Regions from separate parts of the Homo sapiens genome. Here region 2 is linked to region 1. Evidence: read pairs that join two places in POLR2A ChIA-PET (ENCODE). Cell type or tissue: MCF 10A. All regions are shown on one strand. Each heading gives the region's core, and the rest is flanking DNA. Links, peaks and the distances in the headings are about the cores only. Region 1 overlaps MID1 (midline 1). Region 2 holds the start of CLCN4 (chloride voltage-gated channel 4).

Region 1 (12,904 bases), core at 8,476-12,475:
GCACAGGGCACCCACCACCCAGACTTCCCAAGCTCTTCTCTTGGTCTCTGCTATAGCTACAATAGCAACTTTATTCTCCTACAACTGAGAGAAGAGAGACAGACCCTCTCATATTGTTGTATATTGTTTTATACTCAGAAAAGGAAAGAGAAGCAAAACTAAAGGCAGGTAGCCCGGCGCCTAAGAACCAGACGCGAAACCAAGGAACCAGACCTGAAACCAGGCCTGGGCCTGCCTGACCTAAGCCTGGTAGTTAAAATTCCACCCCTGACCTAGCAACTGATGTTATCTATAGATTATAGAAAGACATTGTAAAACTTCCCGGTCTGTTCTGTTTCACTCTAACCACCAGTGCATGCAGCCCCTGTCACGTACCCCCTGCTTGCTCAATCGATCACAACCCTCTTACGTGGACCCCCCTTAGAGTTGTGAGCCCTTAAAAGGGACAGGAATTGCTCACTCGGGGAGCTCGGCTCTTGAGACAGGAGTCTTGCTGATGCCTCTGGCCAAATAAACCCCTTTCTTCTTTATCTCGGTGTCTGAGGAGTTTTGTCTGCGGCTTGTCTTGCTACATTTCTTGGTTCCCTGACCAGGAAGCGAGGTGATTAACAGACGGTTGAGGCAGCTCCTTAGGTGGCTTTAGCCTGCCCTGTGGAACATCCCTGCGGGGGACTCCAACCAGCCGGAGCGACGCGGATCCTGAGAGCGCTCCCGGGTAGGCATTTGCCCAGGTGGGACGCCTCGCCAGAGCCGTGTGTGGCAGGCCCCCGTGGAGGATCAACGCAGTGGCTGAACACTGGGAAGGAACTGGCACTTGGAGTCCAGACATCTAAAACTTGGTAAGACTAGTCTTTGGAACTTGCCCACTCCATTTGTGTGGAAGCGTGGTCTGATCACCCACGGCATGCCTTTATCGGCACTTTGGTTTTGGTTTTGACTTGGTTTGAATTGCTTGACGGAACTGGTCTTGGGAACTTGCCCGCTCCATTTGAGTGGAAGCGTGGCCTGATCACCCACAGCGTGCCTTTATCAGCACTTTGGTGTTGGTTTTGGTTTTGACTTGGTTTGAATTGCTTCACAGGACTGGTCTTGGGAACTTGCCTACTCCATTTGAGTAGGAACTTGCCTACTCCATTTGAGTGGAAGCATGGCCTGATCACCCACGGTGTGGCAGTACCGGCACTTTGGTTTTTGTTTTTGACTTGACTTGGATTGCTTGATACTTGGATTGCCTGGATTGCTTAGTTTTGGTTTTGACCTGGCTTAGATTTCTGGATACTCTAATTTTGGTTTTGATTCTGGTTTGGTGTAAACTGCAAAAGTGTGTGTGTGCCCTTTTTACCTGTTCTTTGTTTTGTGGTGTGCGTGTGGTGTGAGCATGGTGTTTTGTCTCAAAGAAGCATGGGTCAGGCACAAATAAGCCCACCCTACTAGGAACTATGTTGAAAAATTTCAAGAAAGGATTTAAGGAAGACTATGGAGTACTATGACACCAGGAGAACTTAAAACTTTGTGTGAAATAGACTGGCCAGCATTAGAGGTGGCTTGGCCATCAGAAGGAAGCCTAGACAAGTCCCTTGTTTCAAAGGTATGGCACAAGGTAGCCTGTAAGCCAAGGCACCCAGACCAGTTTCCGTACAGAGACAGTTACAGCTGGTTTTAGATCCCCTTCCCCCCACAGTAGTTAAGAGAACAGCAGCATAAGCGGCTGGCAGAGGCAAGGAAAGACCAGCAGACAGAAAGAGAGAGGCAGAAAGAGAGGAAGAAACAGAGGCAAAAGGAAAGTCAGAGAGAGACAGAGAGACAGAAAGTCAAAGAGAGAAAGAAAAAGAGAAAGAGAGAAATATACAAGTAGTTAAAAAAAAAAACAACAGTATACCCTATTCCTTTAAAAGCCAAGGTAAATTAAAAACCTGTAATTAATAATTAAAGGTATTCTCAGTAACCCTGTAACACTCTAATACTACTTTGTTGTCAGTGTAAACAAGGGCATATCCCAAGAGCACTGAGGCCTTCCTATCAAAAATCCTTAACCCAGTAACCCGCGAATGGCCCAGATGCATTCAATCTGTAGCGGCAGCTGCTTTGCTAACGGGAAAAAAAAAATTATGCAAAAAATGTTGTATAATTTAAAAGTACTCAGTACTATTGAAGAAACAGTTTATGTTCAAGGTGTATAAGAAAAGTAAAATATACCTTTGGTAAAAGGATTATAAGGAGGCATAAGAATGTGGATTTTTACCTACATTAAAAGGTTAAAAAAATTATTGTTTTGAAAGTTTAAGCGAGTTTTGAGACGTTAATTGTAAAGAAAATTCTGTGTGTAAACATATTAGCTAAAGTTAAAAAGGTATCATCCAGTTTTTCTGTGAACTGGACATTAAAATAAAAATGCAACAGGTTTTTCTTAAAGCACCAACCTGCTCTTTAACAAAAATTATGAAAGGTTAAAAAGAGTATATAAAATCTTGCTTATGGTCAAACATTAAAAATTAGATAAATATGTCTACAAGGTTTTATTAAAATTAAGTTTAACATCAATAACACTAATATAAAGGTAAAATTTGGCTTATCTAGTATAAAAATCATACAGAAAGCATTGTTAAATGTAAAATGGTATTTGGCTTTCTTTGGTCTAAAAACTAATAAAAATAGGTGCTAAAGGAAACATTCATTTTACTAGAAGATCATAAAAGTTAAAAACTTAAAACAAACTTTGGCAATTAAGACAGCATACCAAGATGCAAATGCCTGGTTGGAATGGATCAAATATTCCATGTGCACGTTAAACAAAAGCAATTGTTATGCTTGTGCACATGGCAGGCCAGAGGCCCTGATTGTCCCCCTTCCACTAAGGTGGTCCTCCAGTCGACAAGGCATGGACTGTGTGGTAGTTCTTTTCCAGGATTCTACAGCCTGGAGTAATAAGTCATGCCAAGCTCTCTCTGCTATATCCCAAAGTCCGGCACCCTGCGGGTCAGCCCCCGAGGGCTGTCCAGCCTCCGTCTCCCAACACTAAGTTCACTTCGTGTCTCTCACGACAGGGAGGAAACTTAGCATTCCTTGGAGACCTGAAGGGATGCGATGAGCTTAAGAATTTTCAAGAGCTTATCAATCAGTCAGCCCTTGTTCATCCTCACGCGGATGTGTGGTGGTATTGTGGTGGACCTTTACTGGGCACTCTGCCGAATAACTGGAGTGGCACTTATACTTTAGTCCAATTGGCTATCCCTTTCACCCTGGCATTTCATCAACCAGCAGGAGAAAAAATAAGACATTGTAAAGCGAGAGAAGCCCCTTGTAGGTCTTTCAACTCTCATGTCCATTTAGACGCAATTGGAGTCCCATGAGGAATACCAGATCAATGTAAAGCTTGAAATCAAATAGTTACAGGATTTGAGTCAATATTTTGGTAGATGACAGTTAATAAAAATGTAGATTAGTAAACTACATCTATTACAACCAACAGCAGCAAGCTTTTCATGAGTTAAAAGAAAAACTCACGTCAGCCCCAGCCCTGGGGCTACCTGACCTAACAAAACCCTTTACACCCTATGTGTCAGAAAAAGAAAAACATGGCAGTTAGAGTTTTAACCCAGACTGTAAGGCCCTGGCCAAGGCCAGTGGCCTATCTCTCAAAACAACTAGACGGGGTTTCCAAAGGCTGGCCTGCATGTCTAAGGGCCCTAGCAGCAACAGCCCTGTTAGCACAAGAAGCAGATAAGCTAACTCTTAGGCAAAACCTAAACATAAAGTCCCCCCATGCTGTGGTGACTTTAATAAATACCAAAGGACATCATTAGCTAATGAATGCTAGACTAACTAGATACCAAAGCTTGCTCTGTGAAAATCCCCACATAACAATTGAAGTTTGCAACACTCTAAACCCCGCCACCTTACTCCTGGTATCAGAGAGCCCAGTTAAACATAACTGTGTAGAGGTATTAGACTCAGTTTATTCTAGTGGGCCCAACCTCCAAGACCATCCTTAAACATCAGTAGACCGAGAGCTGTACGTGGATGGGAGCAGCTTCGCCAACCCTTGCAAAGTGACTCTGAAGAAGACGACAAGCCCTGCTTCAGTCACACCCAGAAGCTAACTGGTCCATGCACGGCCGAAACATGAGGAAACTCATCGCAGGACTCATTTTCCTTAAAATTTGGACTTGTACAGTAAGGACTTCAACTGACCTTCCTCAGACTGAGGGCTGTTCCCAGTATATACATCAAGTCACTGAAGTGGGACAAAAGGTTGCTACAGTCCTATTATTTTACAGTTATTATAAGTGTACTGGAACTCTAAAAAAACTTGTTTGTATAATGTTACTCTATACAAGGTATGTAGCCCGGGAAATGACCAACCTGATGTGTGTTATGACCCATCTGAGCCTCCCATGACCATAGTTTTTAAAATAAGATTAAGGACTGAAGACTGGTGGAGGCTCATAAACGATACAAGTAAAGTGTTAGCCAAAACAAAACAAAACAAAAAAAGAAGTGCCCAAACAAGTCACCTTGAAATTCGATGCCTGTGCTGTCATTAATAATAATAGGTTAAAAATAGGATGTGGTTCTCTTAATTAAGAAAGAGGCTATATGGCAGAAAATAAGTACATTTATCATAAATTAAGACTGTGTAAAAATAAATGTGGATACTGGTCTTGTGTCATTTAGGCTACTTGGATAAAAAAAAAAAATCCTGTCCACCTTCAGCAAGGGAAAAGTGGCCCTTCCTGTACCAGTGGTCAGTGTAACCCCTTAGAACTAGTAATAACCAACCCCCTTAATCCTCACTAGAAAAAAGAGGAACGTGTAACCCTAAAAATTGATGGAGCTGGACTGGATCTTCAAGTAAATGTCGTGGTTTGAGGAAAAGTTTATAAACGCTCTCCTGAGCCAGTATTTCAAACCTTCTATGATGAACTGAATGTGTCAGTACCAGAAATTCCAGGAAAAACAGGAAATTTGTTTTTGCAATTAGCCGAGCATATAGCCCAGTCTCTCAGTGTCACTTCGTGTTATGTATCAGCACAAGTGTAAATATGTGAATCATTATCAATCTATTGCACAGGAAGACATAAGTAGCAAAAATAAGAGTGAGAACTCCCACTAATAAAAAGTGAGAGTCTCAAAGGGGGGAAATGAGAGAAGAGAGACAGACCCTCTCATATTGTTTTATATTGTTTTATACTCAGAAAAGGAAAGAGAAGCAAAACTAAAGGCAGGTAGCCCGGCGCCTAGCAACCAGACGTGAAACCAAGGAACCAGACCTGAAACCGGGCCTGGGCCTGCCTGACCCAAGCCTGGTAGTTAAAATTCCACCCCTGACCTAGCAACTGATGTTATCTATAGATTATAGGAAGACATTGTAAAACTTCCCAGTCTGTTCTGTTTCACTCTAACCACCGGTGCATGAAGCCCCTGTCATGTACCCCCTGCTTGCTCAATTGATCATGACCCTCTCACGTGGACCCCCCCACCTTAGAGTTATGAGCCTTTAAAAGGGACAGGAATTGCTCATTCAGGGAGCTCGGCTCTTGAGACAGGAGTCTTGCCGATGCCCCCAGCCGAATAAACCCCTTCCGTCTTTAACTTGGTGTCTGAGGAGTTTTGTCTGCGGCTCGTCCTGCTACCCAATTTTCTCTGCGATTATTTTCCTTCTAACCCTTTCTTAAAGTGATGGGCTCTAAAAAATCATGATTCAGCTGCTATTGCAATTTTACCTAGCCAGTGAATTTATTTATTTTGAGATGCTTTTTGATATTATTGTCATTGTCAAATGACATTATGACATTTCAAAAGACATTGGCTGTCAGCCAGTGGGATCTAGTCTTAACTCATCTTTGGTGCTCACCGGTCATAAAGCTGTAGTCACATGTGTTTATTTCCCCCAGCACTCTTCCCTCATTTCCTTCCTTTCCTTCCTGAAATTTCCTCTTCCAGTGGTGCAAAAGCTGGTGAGTAAGTACTGACAAAACCAATGCCTCTTCCAATGTCTCTATTCATTTCCTTCCTGTCCATCCCTATAAGCTTAACTGTACATCCATGGTTATTTTCAACTTTGAGTTAACATCGTAGAATCAAACACTTAAGATATTCAGGTAATTCTGAATACCATATGCTATGGTTTGAATGTGTCTCCCAAAATTCGTTTGTTGGAAACTTAATCCCCAATGCAGCAGTACTGGGATGTGGGGCTTAATGGTAAAGCCCTTACGAATGGATTAATGCCGCTATTAAAAGGGTTTGTGGAAGTGGGTTCTTCCTCTCCTGCTCTTTTGCCATGTGAGGACATAGCATTCCTCCCTTCCAGAGGACACAGGCTTCAAGGTGCCATTTTGGAAACAGAGATACCAGGCCCCTAACCTGCTCTCTGTTCTTCTTTTTTTTTTTTTTAGATGGAGTCTCAGTCTGTCGCCCAGGCTGGAGTGCAGTGGTGTGATCTCTGCTCACCGCAACCTCTGCCGCCCGGGTTCAAGCAATTCTCCTGCCTCAGCCTCCCGAGTAGCTGGGATTACAGGCGTCTGCCACCGTGCCCAGCTAATTTTTGTATTTTTAGTAGAGACGGGGTTTCACCATCTTGGCCAGGCTGGTCTTGAACTCCTAATGTCGTGATCCACCCGCCTCAGCCTCCCAAAGTTCTGGGTTTACAGGCGTGAGCCACCGTACCTGGCCTAAATCGCTGTTCTTTATAAATTACTTAGTCTCAAGAATTCTGTTATAGCAGCACAAAATGGACTAAAACATCATGGTTCCTGCTTTTTTGGCTCACTAAGTGTTCGTGGCTTTTCTCTTTCAAAATTTTATTGCTAAAATAAATAAAGATGTCACTACTTTACAATAATTCATCACATTCCATTTTTTTGTAAGAAATAGTAAAAGTTGGATTTCTATGCCCTTGAAAAAGAACTCTATCCTTGAGGCAATCTGAAACTAAGCATTTAACAACTTGAAAAATTAGATCACAACCCTCTGACCAAACACCAGAAAGTTTTATACTGAAATTCAGATACTCTTTGCTTGTTTATTGGCAGGGAAAAAGCCAAAATATCAAGAAAGCCAGCACAAATATGAGTAGTAATATCCCCTTAGCTAACATAGATTTGCACCACCCATCTACCTTCTATCATGTCATCCTTTTTATTTCTTTCATTTTATGTATGAGTCTTTGAAATGTTTGTGTTTTTAAAAACCTTTTATTTTTTTATTTCCTTCATTAAAATGTAAGCTCTCCAAGGGCAGGCCTTTATGCTCATATTTACCACCAATTTGCTGCTGCCTAGAGCAGCTCCTGGCACACAGAATGACCTCAAAAAATACCAGTGGAATGAAAGAGTAATGAAAGAAATGACTCATCTGGTTTTACTCCAAAAGAAGTAGTTCTAATTTTTTTTAATGCTTAAAGAAAGCCAAATGGATATACATATAGGATTTCCAGTGTCATAAAAGTAACAAAATTAGCTTACTCTTCCAAACTCTTATTTTATTAATATTTTTTAATAATAAAAAATTATAGAATGCTTCATGAATTTGTCATCCTTGCATTGGGGCCATGCTAATCTTCTTTGTATCATTCCAGTTTTAGTCTATGTGCTGCTGAAACAAGCACCAAACTCTTAAAATTAGCTTAGGTTCAGAGTGAAGAGCTGAAGTTGCAGACCAGACCCAAGCTGTTTTGGGACTATGAAGGACATTAAGGGCTCTGTTTATTTGAGCAAAATCTATGGGTGAGGCTTACCTGCTTTCTGCCAATTTTCCTTGTACAACAGCTGATGTCAGAGGGTGGTTGGATAAGGAGCTTGGAGCCGTTGGTAAGGAAGTTCTTATCACTTTCTTGCAGGCTCCTTTTACCTCTAGTCTTCTATGACTCAAGGGTCATTCAGTGCCAAATGAAATTCTGCCTCTGTGGTAACTGCTAGAAAGTCCAGTGATGATCTGATTTCTAGTAACAACTATTGGCCATATCCCCAGGAGGAGATAAGAATTGTGTCTATTAGGAAATAATTTTCCATGGATCTATCACCTTTTTGTACCTCTTGTGAGCTGGAGCACTGAATGATTTTATTCCAGACTATTCCCCAGGATGTTTGTATAGCAAACAGTCTTGGGAGATAGAGGTAGTATCTCGCGCCAGGGGAGAAGGCAGGTTTGTTTGTTGTTCATTATATTAAAGACAATGTCTTCCTCCAGGGCAAAAGTTGGGCAGGCTAACTTGCAGTCCATTATAAAAGATTCAGATTTCCTAAGCTTGGAGTTGCTTAGGTATGATGCAAATCTCCTGAGTGTGCAAACATGGACCTAGGATGCTCCGTAGGACTTCGAGAACAAGGGGAACCAACAGAACATGAAACACATACCATTTGAGTAAAAACAGCCTTTATCTTTGATTCAGGTGTCTTCTGCCAGCATTCATGAAACGAAACTGGCAAATAGCAAAAATCTGAAACATTTCACTGTTCTTGATAGTTTCACATGCTCCATCCATGCCAGGGTCCCTTATTTCCTGCAAAATAAAAAAATTCTGACAAAGAGTGCATATGGGACAGGGTGACCTTCACTGGGAAGCGGAAGTGAAGCCCCAAGTTCATGGTGGGAGATCAGTGGTAATGAACAGAGGTATGTCATAGTGTAGGAAACAGATGAAATTGCCAATGTGAAGATAAGTCATTAGTGTTAAGAATAAAAATGCTAGTTCATTTCACATTCACATACTGTTTGTTCACATAAGATGCTCCATAAATGTTATTGAATAAATGGATTTATATCCTTCTTGCTTGCAAAAATGGTATGAAGAGGTTTCCAGTAAAAAACACAGATAATGAATTTATTCAAAGAAGAGTGGGAAGAGGCGATTCAGGACAAGAAGGGAAGAAGGACCCCAATCCCCCATCCCCTACCACCCTGTCCTTCCATAAGAGTGAGAATTTTGTCAGGCATTTTAAAAAGTTCACCTCACTAATCCTCAAAGGACCCTTAAGATTGCTCTCAGATAAGGAAACTGCATAGAAGATAGGAAGAGCATCTGTGAGTATAAGATATGTACAGTATCTGGCTCCGATCTGCCTTTGCAAGGAAATGGCAGAGCCAGGATTTGAACTCAGGTTATCTGGCTTCAAGGTACTACATGTTTTTTGTTTGTTTGTTTGTTTGTTTTTTGTTTTTGTTTTGTTTTATATGACTGAGTTTTTTTACTCTATCACCCAGGCTGGAGTGCAGTGGCGCAATCTCGGTTCACTGCAACCTCCGCCTCCCAGGTTCAAGTGATTCTCTTGCCTCAGCCTCCCGAGTAGCTGGGATTACAGGCACCCGCCACCATGACCAGCTAATTTTTCTATTTTTAGTAGAGATGAGGTTTCACTACATTGGCCAGGCTGGTCTCGAACTCCTGACCTCAGGTGATCCGCCTGCCTCGGCCTCCCACAGTGCTGGGATTACAGGCGTGAGCCACTGCGCCTGACCTCTACATGTTTTTTTTTTTTTTTTTTTTTTTTTACAGGACACCACATTGACAGTGTCAGCCCAAAACTAGACCAAGAACACTTGGGCACACTGAGCTCAGGGCTTAGCCCAAAGTTTTCTGAAAGCATGCCAGAGGGAAAGCTGGATGAAATGCTTTGGTAAAGAAGAAAGCACATCAGCTCATCACTCATCTGACAATAGAAAGGACTGATCAGGAAGTGGGGAAAAGGAGAATAGTGGCAAAACATAGAAAAGAGAAAAAAAAAGACTGAAATTTTTAATGGAGCGCAAAATCAGACATATTTTTTTACTTTTTTGAACTTCTTTAGAGACTACAATAATAATTCTTATGTGATAAGTCCAATAAGCTATGATGATGTTTTATTAAATGTACCATCATACTAGCAGCTTTTGCAGAATTTGCATCAGAAGAAAAGTATAAGATATTACCACCATGACTTGGCAAAAGCGGTATACTATATTAATGTTAGCCACTTAGTTGCTGTCATTGTTTCTCAGCACAGTACCCATTGCCTAGTTTCCCTGGGAGTTCTTGAAAGCTCTATTGAAAAGTTATATTTAAAGTGTAAGTTAGAGTGTGCTGTGAATGGAGAGAAAATTGTTTTTCTTTTTGTAAAAAATTCACTTTCCTTGGGACTATATACTAAGTTAGCTCAGTTATTTGACAGAACCAGTATCTTATTTTACAAAGAGAAAAACATAGATCTAGAAATTTCCAGAAGCAGATCACTGGTTGAAAGGGCGGGGCGGGGGGGGGCATGTGATTGAATGTGATTTGAAGGCAGTTTTAATTTTATGACACTTTACAGTGTGTGTGTGTGTGTGTGTGTGTATGTGTTTTAATGATAACCTAATTTTATTGTCCCAGACTTAAAGATCTGTGCCACCTGGAGAAACTACAGTTCATCCATTAGCATGTAAATCTGTTAAGAGTATTTTTGCTTGAATTTCTCCGAGAAGGCTCCCGGCTTTGTTCTGTACAGACACACAGTCCCGACGCTGTTCTTAATATCCTGTTTTCATTTGTCAGCGCTGTTGTCCTTTTCATTGCCATGTTCCCATCATTCCTCTTCTTTCATGTGGTGCTTTACAATAACATTCAGAACAAAAGAGTCACTCCTCTTTCTGTTGCCTTTAAAAAAAAAAAAAAAAGACTTCTTCCCCTGACTGCAGAGCTTCAGTGATCAGGGGAAATGTTTAAAGCATGTTATTCGTAATAGTTAACCAGGAGTTGTGAATAAGGGTTCGTTTTCCTTACTTTTTAAGATCAGGAGGTAGCTTCAGGGTATTGTGAGCAAAAGGTTTTTGTGTGTGGCTGACTTTGAAGTTGAGGGAAAAAGCGATTTTCTTTGAGAAAAGGAGGCATCATATTTGAGAGAATTTCCAATCTGCTCACACAATGGGAATCAGTTACTCTATAACATCGTCATTACCTCCATGAGTCACGAGACTAGTATTTGTTCTTGTCTTTGAACTTAAGCTTTCCAGTGTTCAGAGAACAGTTGTGAAATGTTGCATTGGCCATCATCAATAACTATTTTGCTCCTGGTTGGTAATAATTGGGAAGGGGAGGGTGTGTACTTTCTCTGCCTTCTAGGAGAGTATTATATAAATAAAGTGAGAAAAAGTTTCCCCAAGCGGCAAGCTTTTCTCCAGGGCACAATCTATTATACTTGCTGCAAAAATCCCACTTGACTGGTCTTTCAGAGAATAGATCACTTGCGTCATTTTGCTCATTTCCAGGTGACCTTTTGCAGATATGAGCAGGCAGTTGTTTTTAAATAAACATTATCTACAGGTTTCTGTTTCTGCACTAAGGAAGGAATGTTTCTGTAATGCAGAAGGGATGCTATGACTGAGGGGTTTGTGAAGAGTGAATTCTAGCCAGTCTCAAATAATTCTGAAAAGGTGCTTTTGTATATGTATATGTGTACTTATGTATACATGCACATTGTATATAACTACAAAAACTAATTCCATTATGGACATATATAGGACTTTATACAGACATAGTTATATGAATATATATAGAAATACCTATCAAACTATAAATACATTTGAGAAAGCATTCAGGGACAGCAGTGTTAAAAGCTTTTCATCTGTGACTGGTTTCACAGAAATTAGTGACTTCCATTTCTGCTACCATCACGCTGTTGGTCTGTTCACCAGGAGGGTTGATTTAGACTTCTGCCAGGAGACTAGGTGTGGCCATCTCTCACCCTCTTCCTCTCTGTCCAGTCTGCTATCATTGCCTTCAGAACCAAATTCTTGCATGATACCCAGTACAGCATAGACCTGGAAAACATCGGTCATTTTCAATATAATGTAAAATAGGTTCTGTGTGCCTTTAAAACTAAATGCTTTATTTCTTAAACTGTAAAAGACATGAAATGTCTGAGACATTCAGATAGTGGGAAATTTCATCTGCAAGTTGTCAGATTATGCCCTTTAGAAGATTGTAATTTTTTTTGTTGTTTATCATTTTCTCTTGAGGGGTGGAGTAAATATTTCTTTCCTGATGTTTCAACTTCAGATGTTCAGGCTAATTTTCCACTACAGTGCCAAAATAGGGAAAAGTTAGGCCTGTAGAATTTTGACAATTTAAATGTTGTTTTAACAAAAGCCATGTCTTGATGAAAAGTTCTTTAGAATTCTACTTGATGATCTATGTGTGTCTCTTCCGAGGACAATGAGAACTTCTTAAGGAAGTCATCTATATGTGAAATTGAGTAATCCTTTTATTCATTGTTAAAAGACAAATGAAGTTATAATTTGGAGAGACATAAGCCAAAAAATCTATGTTTGCATTTTTATGTCCTAACATGTGAAGCATGCTTTGATTTACTGTGAAGTGTTGCAATGGCAATAAAGTAGATGTTGAGACGTGCAGACTGGGCAGCCCGAGGAAGCAGTTCTTGCCTCTGCTTCCCCTTTATCATGAATGTTCCTTAAACACCTTTGGTGGAGTCCAAATGTCTGGATTATGAATTGAATTGTGCAAGATTCTTTTTTTAAACACTTTCCTGATGATTTACTTTACTTGCAGTTTCTTGTCTTGCATGGTGATAAGCAATATCCTTCAAAGAACTGCAGCGCAGGACTTTTTTTTTTTTTTTTTCTTTTAGGAAGACTACTTCCCCTTCCTCCTTTAGTCAATCAAATTTTAAAAGATTACTTCTTTCCATTCTCAGTTCACCCTTTCTTTGCCATTCTGGAGACTGAAATTTTGGACACCCATCACAGATTTGCTATTATATATATACCGTGTATGTAATATTAAATATATATATATATATACACACACGATGTTTTTATATATGTGTGTACATAATGTATGCATACGTGTGTATGTGAAACCTGTGTGTATATACATATATTTTAAATTGTTTATCAGGATGATAGATTGCTATTTAGGTCACTATTT
Region 2 (12,904 bases), core at 325-4,324, 420 kb after region 1:
GTGGTCACTTCAGATTTTGTTCCCCCGCCGGAGCGGTTTTTTCCCTCCCCCGTCTTTCTGTCTGGCCCCTGCCCGCTTTCTCGGGGCGGGCACGCCAAGACCCAAGTCACGCGTGGGCCTGCCACGGGCCATCCCCGGCCGGGTGCATGCAGCTGCAGCAGGCAGCTGTGGGCAGCAGGCGCCGCAGCAGCCAGAGGCCCCACTTTGGGTTTCTGGGGGCGCAGCCGGGCTGCAGGCCCGCGGGCCGGGCTCCACCTGCAGCGTCCGCGCTGCCGGGGGCGCCGGGGAGGGCATCCAGGCGCCGCGCGCCCCTTACCTGCAGTGCCGCATCGCGCCCGCGGCCGCCCACCTGGACAGCATCCTCGAGCATCCTTTCTTCAGCGCGACGGCTGCGAGCGCCGTGACATCACCAGGAGGCGGGCCCCACGCTGCCACGTGACGCCCTCGGGGCGAGGCAGGGAGGTGTGCGCGGGGTGGGGGGAAGACCCTGGAAGTCCCGGGAGGTGAGGGTCGATGGCCAGAAACCCTCGCGCTGGCCGCCCCTCAGGCGTTTCGCTTGATGTGTGCAGCTTGCCTGGCCTTTCGCGAAGAATTATGAAAAACAACACACAGGAGGAGAAATCCAAATTATTACAGGCTCCAAGCGAGTAATAGGATTTCAAAAGAATTAGCAATAAAGGGATTACAGTGAAAGGAAATACAATTTCATGTTTTATTTTAAAACTAGTATTTATCAAATGCAGTGGAGAAATAAACATTTTGTGCAAATCAAAATGACACAAAATATAGCATGGACATACTTTGCCTAGAGTTTCTATGTTTCAAGCCGTATATCGAGTATTATACCAAACACTTTAGTTCAAAGCAATTCATTATGGAACATTATACTAATTGCACGGATGAATAATGCTTTAATTACTCTGAATAGCTGCATTCCAATATTAATTTGTATTTGCCAAAGGAAAAAATGGTGACACCACGTATTTCTACTACTTACTTAAATATGTGATGATTTAAAATAAAGCACTGCTACGTGAGCATGGTTGTATTTGTGTCTCTGTTTTCTTACATCTTCTGGCAAGGCATTTAATCTCTGAGACATGACTTAATTCACAATAACTCATTATTTCACATTTTCTAATCTTTATCACATTCTGAAGAAGTGAGTCATTTTACTATCACAGAAAATATGTACAATGTCAACATTTCTCATTCACAACTGAAACAGCCTTGCCTAGAAAGACTTTAGAAAATTACAACTGTGATAATTTTGTAAATTTGAAATAGCGTATTTCAAACTTAAGCAGTGCACATATAAACTTTTCTTTTGCCAAAATACACAAGCGTTTTTGAAATGTAAAAGGACAAAAGCAAAGACTGCTTTTATTTGTATTCCAATTGCAAATAGATTCATTTACTTTCACTTGAGTTAAAAATCACAATTTTAACATTCCCTTTGCTCACAGCCCTGAAGGAGACATGAAATAGATTGTTTTACAAGCAGGCTAGAGTTAAGTTTACTTGCAGTTTATTCCATCAGCTTTCGTGTCCTTCTATATTTAACCCTGGCCCTTATACCGTGATTCCCTCCAAATTAACCAAATTTCTGTTCAGAAGGTTAATCTCTAATTTGGGGATAAATACAGCCCTTGACTCTCACAGCGATCAATTATTTTCAACACCAGATTTTAAAAATCAACAAAGTCGCAGTGTACTTTACTAGGTCACTCCTCTCAAATTTGTTTTTCTGAGTGATAAGCAGCTTACCTTCCGCTTTCAGATTCTGAGATAAAGTTAAAACGCTACCGAAATCTCCTGCTCCTTTGGGTTGAGGGTCTAATGGAGGCAGAAACTGACAAGCTCATTTTCCTGCCAGAGGCAAATGTCGATTTCAGCCCGGAGGGCCCCGGAGGCCGGCTGGGAGCATCACGTGCTCGGCCCAGCCACTCAGCCCTGCCCAGCCAGCCTGGTCACCTCTTGGCTCCGGAGCCCCGCCGTGCCAGTGTCATTCGCCTCCTACCCCCGGAGCATTCGTGTCCAGAGAAAACCCGGCGTCCCGGAGACAGGACGCCCCACCCTCAGGGGCTGGGCTGCACGGAATTCTGTGACCGGATTTTCCAGCATCAATGGGAGGTGGTGGGTATACAAAATGCCCTGCAGCCTGAAGAGGATGGTAGCACGGTGCAGACAGCCTTGCTCCGTATTCCGGCTTGGCTGAAATGACGAAATACAGGCAACCTTCTTCATCCTGGAGCAGTTTTTTTGCAGTAGGTTAGTTTCACCTTCTCTTTTTTCTAGGTGATTGCTCAATTGTAAAAAACATTGCAGCAAACCGGCAATTCAGACAAGGCCCAGAACTGGGCCAAGCAATTCTCAACAGAATGAGAGAGCTGTCTGAACACCCTCCACCCTCGCCTTTCAAATTGTCATTTTAGCCAAGATTAAAAAACAAAACCAAAAAAAGCAAAAACCAATACCACCCATGGGAATGTAAGTTGAGCAATCTTTCTGGTGGTCTGTTTAGCATTTTTCCTACCAAATGCCTTACAGATACACAGTTTCGCCAATTACTCCGGGCCCTACAGCTGTTGGTATCATGTGCTCCAGCAACTTGATGTCCAAGAATTTGTCCTGGGGTGTGGGGAGTGGGGGTGGGGGGAAGAACGGTGTGCAAACCCCTGACTAGGGAAAGTTTGCTGCAATATTACTTATGATCTCAAAGCACTGGAAACAAGTTAAATCTCCAAAAACAGGGGATGTTTTAAATTATAAGCCATCTGTGCAGTGGAAGAATTAAAACTAATACGGTGGTACACACGGATGGAAAAAGACATGTGCAGCGGATTAAATGGGAAAAAAAATGGAAGCTTCAAAGCATTATGTGCTGAGTGATCCGTCGTTTCTATGTAGGTGTAATATATTTATATCTACACATATACCTTTGCGAACACAGAAAACTATTAGGAAATGAATTCACTAAAGTATCAAACATGGTATCTCACTGGTTAGTGGGATTAAGGGTGTTTTAAATTTTTCTTCTTTTAAGCTTAGAGATATCGTCTAATTTTTCCACAGTGAATATGTATTGCTTTTATAGCAACAAAAAAATTGTTTTCTTAAAAGCACCATATAGACATGATTATGGAATAAACAAACAGTTTTGGCTAATTTTTTAATGCAGATTTCATTACTTGAAGATCCTGAATTCTTAACCACAAAGTCCCGAGGGAACAATCCCTAGCCATCCTAGATTATTCTGCTCATGAAGATCTTTAGGAAAGAAAGTGCCATTCAGGGGCCGTTGTTAATATTTAACCATCTGTATGTCCAGTTTTAATTTCTCTTCCATTTAAACCTACTTCTTTTTACTTTGCTCTGTGTGGAGATAGAAAGCTGGTTATTACCATCCTTCATGAAAAGATTCTTTCAATAGTTACGGAATAATAACCTTTGAGTTTTTTGTTCATTCGAGACAGGGTCTCACCCTGTCTCCCAGGCTGGAGTGCAGTGGCACGATCATGGCTCACTGCAACCTCAAATTCCTGGGCTCAAGCAATCCTCCTGCCTCAGCCTCCCAAGTAACTGGGACTACAGGCTCTTTCCATTGTCTTCACAGATTTCTCTTTCCTATCCCTTTGAATCTTCTACATTTTTTCTCTTATCTGCCAGTTTTCTACAGATGTCATACAAGGTTTAGAACAGCGGTTCTTAATGGGGTGATGTTGCTCCCTTTCCCCCAGGGGACATTTTTGGCAGCCACAACTGAAGTGGGAGGAGCCGTGTGCTCCTGGCATTGAGTGGGTAGAGGCCAGGGCTGCTGCTGAACATCCTACAGTGCACAGGACAGCTCCCTCTCCACTCCTACCTCCCGGGACAATGAACATTTCGGCCCAAAATATCAGTACAATAGTGCTGAAGTCGAGAAACCCTGGTTTGAATTACTGATGGAGTATAATTTGATGCCCAAGATGTTCCATTTCCCAGCCATTTTCAAGAGTTCCCCATTGTATGATGTGCTGGAAGCTCTCTTCATTATAAATCCCTTAAAGGTAGTACTCCCAGCATGTGGGACGTGTCATTGCCCACCTGTGTGTGCACCACAAACCACCTCTGAAAAGAGACATCGGGAACTGCTAAGGGTGTTATCTCTAGGGAGGAAAACTGTGTGGCTTGGCACAGAGGTGGATGGGAAATTTTCATAGATTTGGATGCACTGTATATTTTTAAAACAGACATTTTCCCACCACTAAATTGTTAAAACTCACTATTCAATTATTCTATAAATGGTGGGTTTTACAAAACCTAGAGGTGAGGACCCTATTGCCTCTTTGTGTCCAAGCCCCCATATATATGTGTGTGTGTTTGTATATATATTATATATTATACATATATATTTTATATATATATATATATATATATTTTTTTTTTTAGACAGTCTTGCTTTGTCGCCCAGGCTACAGTGGTGCAATCTCAACTCACTACAACCTCCGCCTCCCGGGTTCAAGCGTTTCTTGTGCCTCAGTCTCCTGAGTAGGTGGGATTACAGGCGCCCACCACCACACCTGGCTAATTTTTGTATTTTTAGTAGAGATGGGGTTTCACTATGTTGCCCAGGATGGTCTCGAACTCCTGATCTCAACTGATCCGCCCGCCTCAGCACATGCACCCTGTAGAGAGTGCCTTCCTCTGCAGCATGTCATCTGATTCTCGCAGCAGCTGGTTAACAGGAGTAGGGCAGATCTGCTGTGCACCCATTTTGCAGACAGGCTCAGAGACAGCCCTGACATCAGCCTCCTGTTCTGATGGAGGCTGGAGCACCCTGGGGTCAGGCTAGGTCTTCTCTGGCCAGGACCCCAGCTTCTTCCCCAGGCGCCTCTGACCATCCCCTCCACCCTTCTTGGAGCCACAGCTTCCTGGGACCCTCTGGACAGCACTCACCAGCTTAGACCCAAATTATTTACTCGCATTAACCCCTGAGCTCCTGAGCTCCTGAGCTCCTGGAAGGACAGAGGGGAGCTGCATTTACCTGCTCTTTGAAAGCCCAGCATATAGCACTGTCTCTGGGATACAGTTTGTTACACCAGAACTAAAATTTTCCCAAATGTTCTCAGCCAACCGCTTTAATCATACACCATCTTGAAGTATTACATGGCTGTATTGCAGTATTACTGCCTGTGCTATTTTGCCAAGCTTCTGCAAGCCCCACTTTTCCCTTCTGTAAAACAAGGAGAAGGAGGAAGAGTAATAGTATCCACCACTTGTAGCTGAGTGAGACGTAAGTGAGAGATCTGGAAAGAGCACAAGCAGTGCCTTATTATTAGAATTTGAGACACAAGAAAAGTTGTGTACCCCTAAATACAGTGATCAAGATACCCTCTTGTATTTTGAACCAAGTGAAAAAAGTCAGTAAAGACCCTACAACCGAAACACACACGCACAGAAACTATGTATAATGCTCCCCGTGGCCCAATTTATTTGCACCCACATAAACCTCCCCTTCAGATACCTCCTGGCCAAGTAACCCCTCGCTGATTGGAATTGACTATGCTCCCTTGCCCAACACTGAAGGGGAGTGAAACAAACCACAACAGCCTGTCCTTATTTAAAATGTTCATATCTTGTACATTGTAATTTTCTGCACTAATTTTGATTTTATAAATTATATATGTACATATATATGTACATATATATGTGTGTGTGTATATATATACATATATATGTGTGTGTGTATATACATATATATATATTTTTTTTTTTTTTTTTGAGATGGGGTTTTGCTCTCGTCGCCCAGGCTGGAGTGCAGTGGCATGATCTTGCCTCACTGCAACCTCCATCTCCCAGGTTCAAACAATTCTCCTGCCTCAGCCTCCTGAGTAGCTGGGATTACAGGTGCCTACCACCACACCTGGCTAATTTTTGTATTTTTAGTAGAGACGGGGTTTTGCCATGTTGGCCAGGCTGGTCTCAAACTCCCGACCTCAGGTGATCCACCCACCTCAGCCTCCCAAAGTGGTGGGATTACAGGCGTGAGTCACCGTGCCTGGCCAGTATATTATCTTGATTACTGATTTTTGTGGTGCCCTCTTACGTTTTGCACCCAAGGTAAGTGCCTCCCTCACCTCCTCCAAATTCCAGCCCTGAGTATCTGGTAAATTATTCTATAAATGGGGGATCTTATAAAACCTGGAGGTGAAGACCCTATTTCATCTATCTTTGTATCCTGAACTCCTTTACACCTGAATACACCATCTCCAATGAATGAATGAATGAATGAATGAGTTGCTTCCATACCTAGCTGGGGGCTATGCACATGGCCAGCATCCTAAAAGATTTGGGGAATAAGTAAGTGACATGGGATATAAGAATATGCAATCCAGCCTTTTCTAGGCATTCTGGGCTGTGTTCACAGATCTCAGCAGACATCCAAAAGCTGCAAACTCAGACCCCATTGCCCTGACATCGATCCAAAGTGACAGCCTTGACTGACGTGACAAACAACAGCTTTGAAATCCCTCTGCTTTTGCAGTGGAGTGGAGTTGTTGTCAAGGACATTGTCTGTGCTGGGAAGCCTGAGAAAAGAGCCCGTGTAGCTCTAAGGCCTAAGAGAAGTGTTGCCATCCCTTAAAAAAACCATATGGTGCTTTTCCTCTCTGACAATAAGAACTGTGGAGCTGCCACTGTCTCCTTTTTCTCTGTGAGTGCCAGGAGACTCAGATGTTGCCAAGGCAATTCAGTAGGCCTGTCTCCTCCAGTAGGCATATGCACAGTGGCATGTCAGTCATCGTTAAATAACCCAGCTCTCCAAGGGTGGGGCATGGGGAGGGAGGCTTGATTTGTAGCTTGTGCTGATTCTCCTGGTGTAAATTCTCCTGCCATGCCTTGCTTCGAACTACTGAATGGGGAGCTGGAAACTGATGCACGATAGCCATCATTGGACAGCATCTCCACCACGCACAGACAGAAGTCAGTTATCTTATTGCACCTGGACAGTGAACAGCTTTTCTCACCCAGGACCTGGCCTCTGAGAAAAGCTGCTCCTTGTCCAGGTGCCTTGGGTTGGAAATGGGATTTTTCTAGAATTGCACTGCTCTATGGTAGCCACTAGACACAGTTACTATTTACATGAAAATGAATTTAACTTAAAAGTTCCAATTCAGTCCCTCAGTCACACTAGCCACATGTCAGATGCTCAAGAGCTACATGTGGCTTGTCACTACGGTATTTTAGCGCAGATATAAAACAATTCCATCATTGCAGATAATTCTATTGGATGATGCAGTAAAATATTTCTTTTAAACGAACTCCATTGCAATAAAACAATTTGTGTTTATTACTCATGGGATTCTGCCTGTAATTGCAGGGTAGAAACAGCAATCTGGCCAGAGCGTCTGTTAGTGGGAACAATGGAAAGGCACAGATTCCAGAAGGCCGTGTGCCTCTAGCCACAGGTCTCAGACAAGATGCTTCCAAATGCCACTGAATGTGCAGCCTCTGCCGTTGGACTTCACCAGGAGCCTGGGAATCTTCTAAGAGGGGAGCGTCTGATCACTTGTTCCAAAGCAAAACTTGAGATGCATGCCGGAGTACATACATACTGAATACAGGAACCGGCCCTTCAAAGCTCAGTGCTTCTAGGGTGGGCTGGAGAATGACCTCCCCAAAGATGTTCACCCCCTTATTCCCAGGACCTGTGAAGATGTTGCTTTACGTGACAAAAGAGATTTTGCAGATGTGATTAGATTAGGGATCCTAAGATCGTGGGGAGATGATCCTGGGTGGCCCCAGTGGGCCCAGTGTCGTCACAAGGATCATTATAAAAGGGAGGCAGGAGGGTCAGAGTCAGAGAAGATTGGCAATGGAAGCAGAGATCAGAGAGGGAGATTTGAAGCTGCTACACTGCTGGCCTTGAAGATGGAGGATAGGGCCATAAGCGAACAAATGCAAGTGGCCTCTAGAAGCTGGAAGAGGCCAGGAAACAGAATCTCTCCACTAGCCTATGGAAGGAACACAGCCCTGCTGGCACTTGATTTTAGCCCATTCACACCCAGTTTAGACTTCTACCCTCCAGAAAAGGAAAAGGATGAATATGTGTTGTTTTAAGCCGCTAAGTACAGCAGCCATTGGAAACGAACAGAGCCTTGGCTCATTGATTCATCCGATTCCTATTTACGGAGCCCTCCGTCTGCACCAGGCAGAATGCAAGGCCCGAGGGTCAGCCACGCTCGGGAGTGACTGTGTCCCTCTGCTGAGTCCCTCTTACAGTCCATGGGGAAGACAGTCATGAAACAGGTCTTCCCAATCAAGAGTGGGGAATCCCTGATGAGAGAAGTGTTGAGTGATGTGGAAAAATACCGCTAGGGGTTGAATTATGTACTCCCAAATTCATATGTTGAAGTCTCAACTCCCCAGTACCTCAGAATGTGACTATATTTGGAGATAAGTTCTTTAAAGAAGTGGTTATGTTTTCACATCAGGCCGCTAGGGTGGGGCCCTAGTCCCATCTGACTGGTGTCCCTATGAAAAAAAAAAAAGGAGACCCCAGGGTCATGCATGCAGAGTGATGACCACGTGAGGAGGCAGCAAGCTGAGGGGAGAGGCCTCGGGAAACCAGCCTGCCAGTGCCTTCATCTTGAACTTCCAGCCTCCAGTGAGAAAATCAATGTCTGTTGTCGAAGCCACCCAGTCTGTGGGACTTGGTTACGGCAGGCCTAGCGAACTCATACACGTACATAAAGCAGAGGGGCCAAATTTCTTCAGGGATGGAGACCACTTCCGGCCTCCTTGAGAAAGTCATGGTTAAGCTATCCAAGGACAAGTGGGAGTTAGCTCAAGTTGGGGACTGTGGAAGAGTGGACCAGAGAGAAGACAGGGAGTGCCCATAGGTAGCCAGGAGGGAAAGGCCTTCTTTCTGCTACAGCAACTGCAACAAGTAAAATTTGGCCACAGTAGCATTGCTCAAAGTTATTTTTGCCTTTTGTTTGTTTGTTTGTTTTTGAGACAGAGTTTCACTCTGTTGCCCAAGCTGCAGTGCAGTGGCATGATTTCAGCTCACTGCAACCTCCATCTCCAGGGTTCAAGTGATTCTCCTGCCTCAGCCTCCCAGGTGGCTGGGATTACAGGCGCCCACCACCACGCCCGGCTACATTTTTGTATTTTAATGGAGACAGGGTTTCACCATGTTGGTCAGGCTGGTCTCAAACTCCCGATCTCAGGTGATCCACCTGCCTTGGCCTCCCAAACTGCTGGGATTACAGGTGTTAGCCACCATTCCCAGGCTAAAAGGTTTTTTGTTTGTTTGTTTTGAGACATCCAGAGTAATGAGTGTCTTTTGTATGCGAAAGAGATGATGGTAGCTGAGGGCCCTAGGTAGCCTCAGGATAGGGGCTGGTCACCAGTCACCAGAAAGACCAAGGCAAGATAACAGATTGGGGACTTTTAACCCCACCTCCTTGACCTCCGGGGAGGGGAGAGGGGCTGAAGCTTGAGTTTATCACCAGTGGTCAATGATGTAATCAATCATGCCTATGCAATGGAACCTCCATAAAAACCAAACACCACATGTTCTCACTCATAGGTGGGAATTTAACAATGAGAACACATGGACACAGGGTGGGGAACATCACACTCCGGGGACTGTTGTGGGGTCGGGGGAGGGGGGAGAGATAGCATTAGGAGATATACCTAATGTAAATGACGAGTTAACGGGTGCAGCACACCAACATGGCACATGTATACATATGTAACAAACCTGCACATTGTGCACATGTACCCTAGAACTTAAAGTATAATAAAAACAAAACTTCAGTAACAAACAAACAAACAAAAGCCCACAAAAGGACAGGGTTTTCCGTGGGCTTCCAGATAGCTGAATACACAGAGGTTCCTGGAGGGTGGTGCCTAGGGAAGGGCATGGAAGCTCCGTGCCTTGCCTTCCATACCTTCCACATCGCTTCCATCAGGCTGTACATCTGTATCTTTGGTAATATCCTTTATAACAAATGGCTAAACATGTTTCCCTGAGTTGTGGGACCACTCTAGCATGTCAGTGAACTTGAGGAGGGGGTCATGGGAACCCCCATTGTATAGCCAGTCGGTCAGAACCACAAGCCACAACCTGTGCTTTTCATTTTTGTTTTTTGAGACAGATTCTCACTGTGTCACCCAGGCTGGAGTACAGTGGTGCAGTCTCGGCTCACTGCAACCTCCGCCTACCGGGTTCAAGTGATTCTTCTGCCTCAGCCTCCCGAGTAGCTGGGACTGCAGGCGTATGCCACCATGCCCAGCTAATTTTTGTATTTTTAGTAGAGATGGGGTTTCACTGTGTTGGCCAGGCTGGTCTCGAACTCCTGACCTCGTGATCTGCCCACCTCGGCCTCCCAAAGTGCTGGGATTACAGGCGTGAGCCACCGCCCCGGCCACTTTTTTTCTTCAAGACAGGGTCTCACTCTGTCACCCAGGCTGGAGTGCAATGGCATGAACACGGCTCACTGCAGCCTTGACCTCTGGGGCTCAAGCTCAGCCTCCTGTGTAGCTGGGACCACAGGCACATGCCACCATGCCCAGCTAACTTTTTGTATTTTTTTTGTAGAAACGGGGTCTCGCTATGTTGCCCATGCTGGTCTTGAACTCCTGGGCTCAAGCGGTCCTCCCACCTCAGCTTCTCAAAATGCTGGGATACAGGCATGAGACACCACACTCGGCCTCAACATCTTATTTAATGGGGAAACACTAGTTTTTCCACCAAAGTCTGAAAAAAGGTAAATAGCCTTGCATGTATGTGTATTTATCTTATTGTTATTTTCTGTCTTTATGCAGACAAAGACAGAAAACAAAATAGACAAAAACTCATGAAGAAATATCCAAAATACATACGAGTAAAACTATAAAGCATTCCTGAAAGGCACAAAATTAGTCTTGGACAAATGGAAATACACTCTTGGATAAGAGGATTCAACATCATAAAGATTGCGGTTCTCCCAAATTTGTACGTTTAATGCAATTCCAGTAGATTCATAATTTTTTTTCCCTGGAGCTAGACAAGATAATTATAAAATTCATTTGAAAGAACAAATAAGCAAGAATATCCAGGGAAGCCCTGAGAAAGAAGAAAGGAAGGAGGGCTAGCCCTAACTGATATTAAAACTTACCAACAAGCCTCTATAATTAAAGCAGCTTTGCTCATAAGCACAAATTTTGATTGTGCTGAGATGCTTTCTCACCTCTGCAACTGGCAAAGACTCACAAATGTGACACCATTCTATTGCTGAGGTTGTGAGGGAACTGTCTCATACATTGCTGGTGAGAATACAAAATGGCAAAGTCCCCGTGAGAAAAATGCAGCAACACCCAGCAACATGCCGCATGCATTACTGTTGACCCAGAGATCCCACTTCTTGGGATGTATCTCACGAAAACCCTGGCAAAGGCCGGGCAGGGTGGCTCACACCTGAAATCCCAACACTTTGGGAGATCGAGGCAGGAGGATAGCTTGAGACCAGGAGTTGGAGACCAGCATGGGCAACACGGCAATACCGTTTCTATCAATAAAATAAAAAAAGAAACCCTGGCAAAAATGTGAAAAGATGTCTGCAGAAGACTTTCATTGTTGAATTATTATTTTTTGAGACGGAGTCTCGCTCTGTCGCCCAGGCTGGAGTGCAATGGCACGATCTCGGCTCACTGCCACCTCTGCCCCCCAGGTTCAACCGATTCTCCTGCCTCAGCCTCCTGAGTAGCTGGGATTACAGGTGCACGCCACCATGCCCAGCTAATTTTTGTATTTTTAGTAGAGATGGGGTTTTACCATGTTGGTCAGGCTGGTCTCAAACTCCTGATCTCATGATCTGCCCACCTGGGCCTCCCAAAGTGCTGGGATTACAGGCATGAGCCACCGCGCCCGGCCTGTTCAATTATTTTTAATAGTATGACTAGAAACAACCAGAAGATGGTTGAATAAACAATGGTACATCCACTAATGTTGTGTGCAAAGGTAAAATGAAAAGAACACTTACACATACCTTTGGGGGATATGGGGATGGGGTGAATGTATTTTGCTTGTGGGTTGGATGTGAATTTGGAGGGGGGGGATGCAGAGGACAGATCATAGTGGATTGAATGGTGGGCCTAAAGATATGTCTACCTGGAACTTGGGAACGTGACCTTATTTGCAAAGAGTCTTTGCGGAGGTAATTAAAGACCTGGAGATGCGATCATCCTGGATTAACCGGGTAGGCCCTAAATCCAATGGCAGATGTTCTTGTAATAGAGAGAAGACAGGGAGAAACGCAGAGAGAACGGTGATGTCACGATGGGGCCAAGACTGGAGTCATGTTTCTTGCACAAGCCAAGGATTGTCAGCAGCAGCAAGAGCCGGAAGAGGCGGGAAGGATCCTCCCCTAGGGCCTTTGAAGAGAGTGTAGCCCTGGTGACACTTTGATTTAGCACTTTTGGCCTTGAGAACCGTGAAATAAATTTTTGTTAAGCTACCAAGCTTGTGGTAAATTGTTATAGCAGCCAATACAGACTTTGGTGGTCTCTGGGATATATCTATTTTTCTTTTTTTAAAGAAATGCAGTCTCACTACATCGTCCAGGCTACTCTTGAACTGCTGGTGTCAAAGGATCCTCCCACCTCAGCCTCCCAAGTAGCTGGGACTACAGGTGTGCACCACCACCATTGGCTGGGATATACTTTTAAGTGAAAAAAGCCAGGTGAAGAAAAGTATGTTTTTATGCTACCATTTGCCCAAGGAGAGAAAAATACAAATATAGATGTGTTCATATTTGTGTAGTCATGTGTATATGTGTAAATGCACACATGTATATATTTGTATGTACACACTTACATATTTATATACCTGCTTATATTTTAAAATAACAATGCAAGGAAAAACAGTAATCTCTTT

Evidence for each region. ChIA-PET counts read pairs that join two places held together with the same protein. Peaks named below come from ENCODE experiments on the same cell type or tissue, not always from the same donor. Only the 100,000 strongest peaks of a DNase experiment are listed, where the experiment ranks them.
Region 2: POLR2A ChIA-PET joins it to region 1 with 5 read pairs; 1 of 35 experiments calls an interaction of 5 or more read pairs at or near these places.

The regions. Positions count from the first base shown.
Region 1 is chrX:10,577,522-10,590,425 of GRCh38, reverse strand. The region is part of intron 1 of MID1 (midline 1); the gene reads left to right. It also overlaps the pseudogene RNU6-800P. Among named protein-coding and RNA genes, the nearest start is that of MID1, 37 kb to the left of the region's middle. RefSeq lists an enhancer at 89-571 and a promoter at 89-571. In MCF 10A, for the core only: no CTCF peak of the experiment used is centred there; DNase peaks (open chromatin) are centred at 10,925 and 12,375.
Region 2 is chrX:10,145,964-10,158,867 of GRCh38, reverse strand. CLCN4 (chloride voltage-gated channel 4) reads right to left here and starts at 1,893. Exons shown (of 13, transcript NM_001830.4): 1 at 1,768-1,893; 2 at 317-579. In MCF 10A, for the core only: no CTCF peak of the experiment used is centred there; a DNase peak (open chromatin) is centred at 2,157.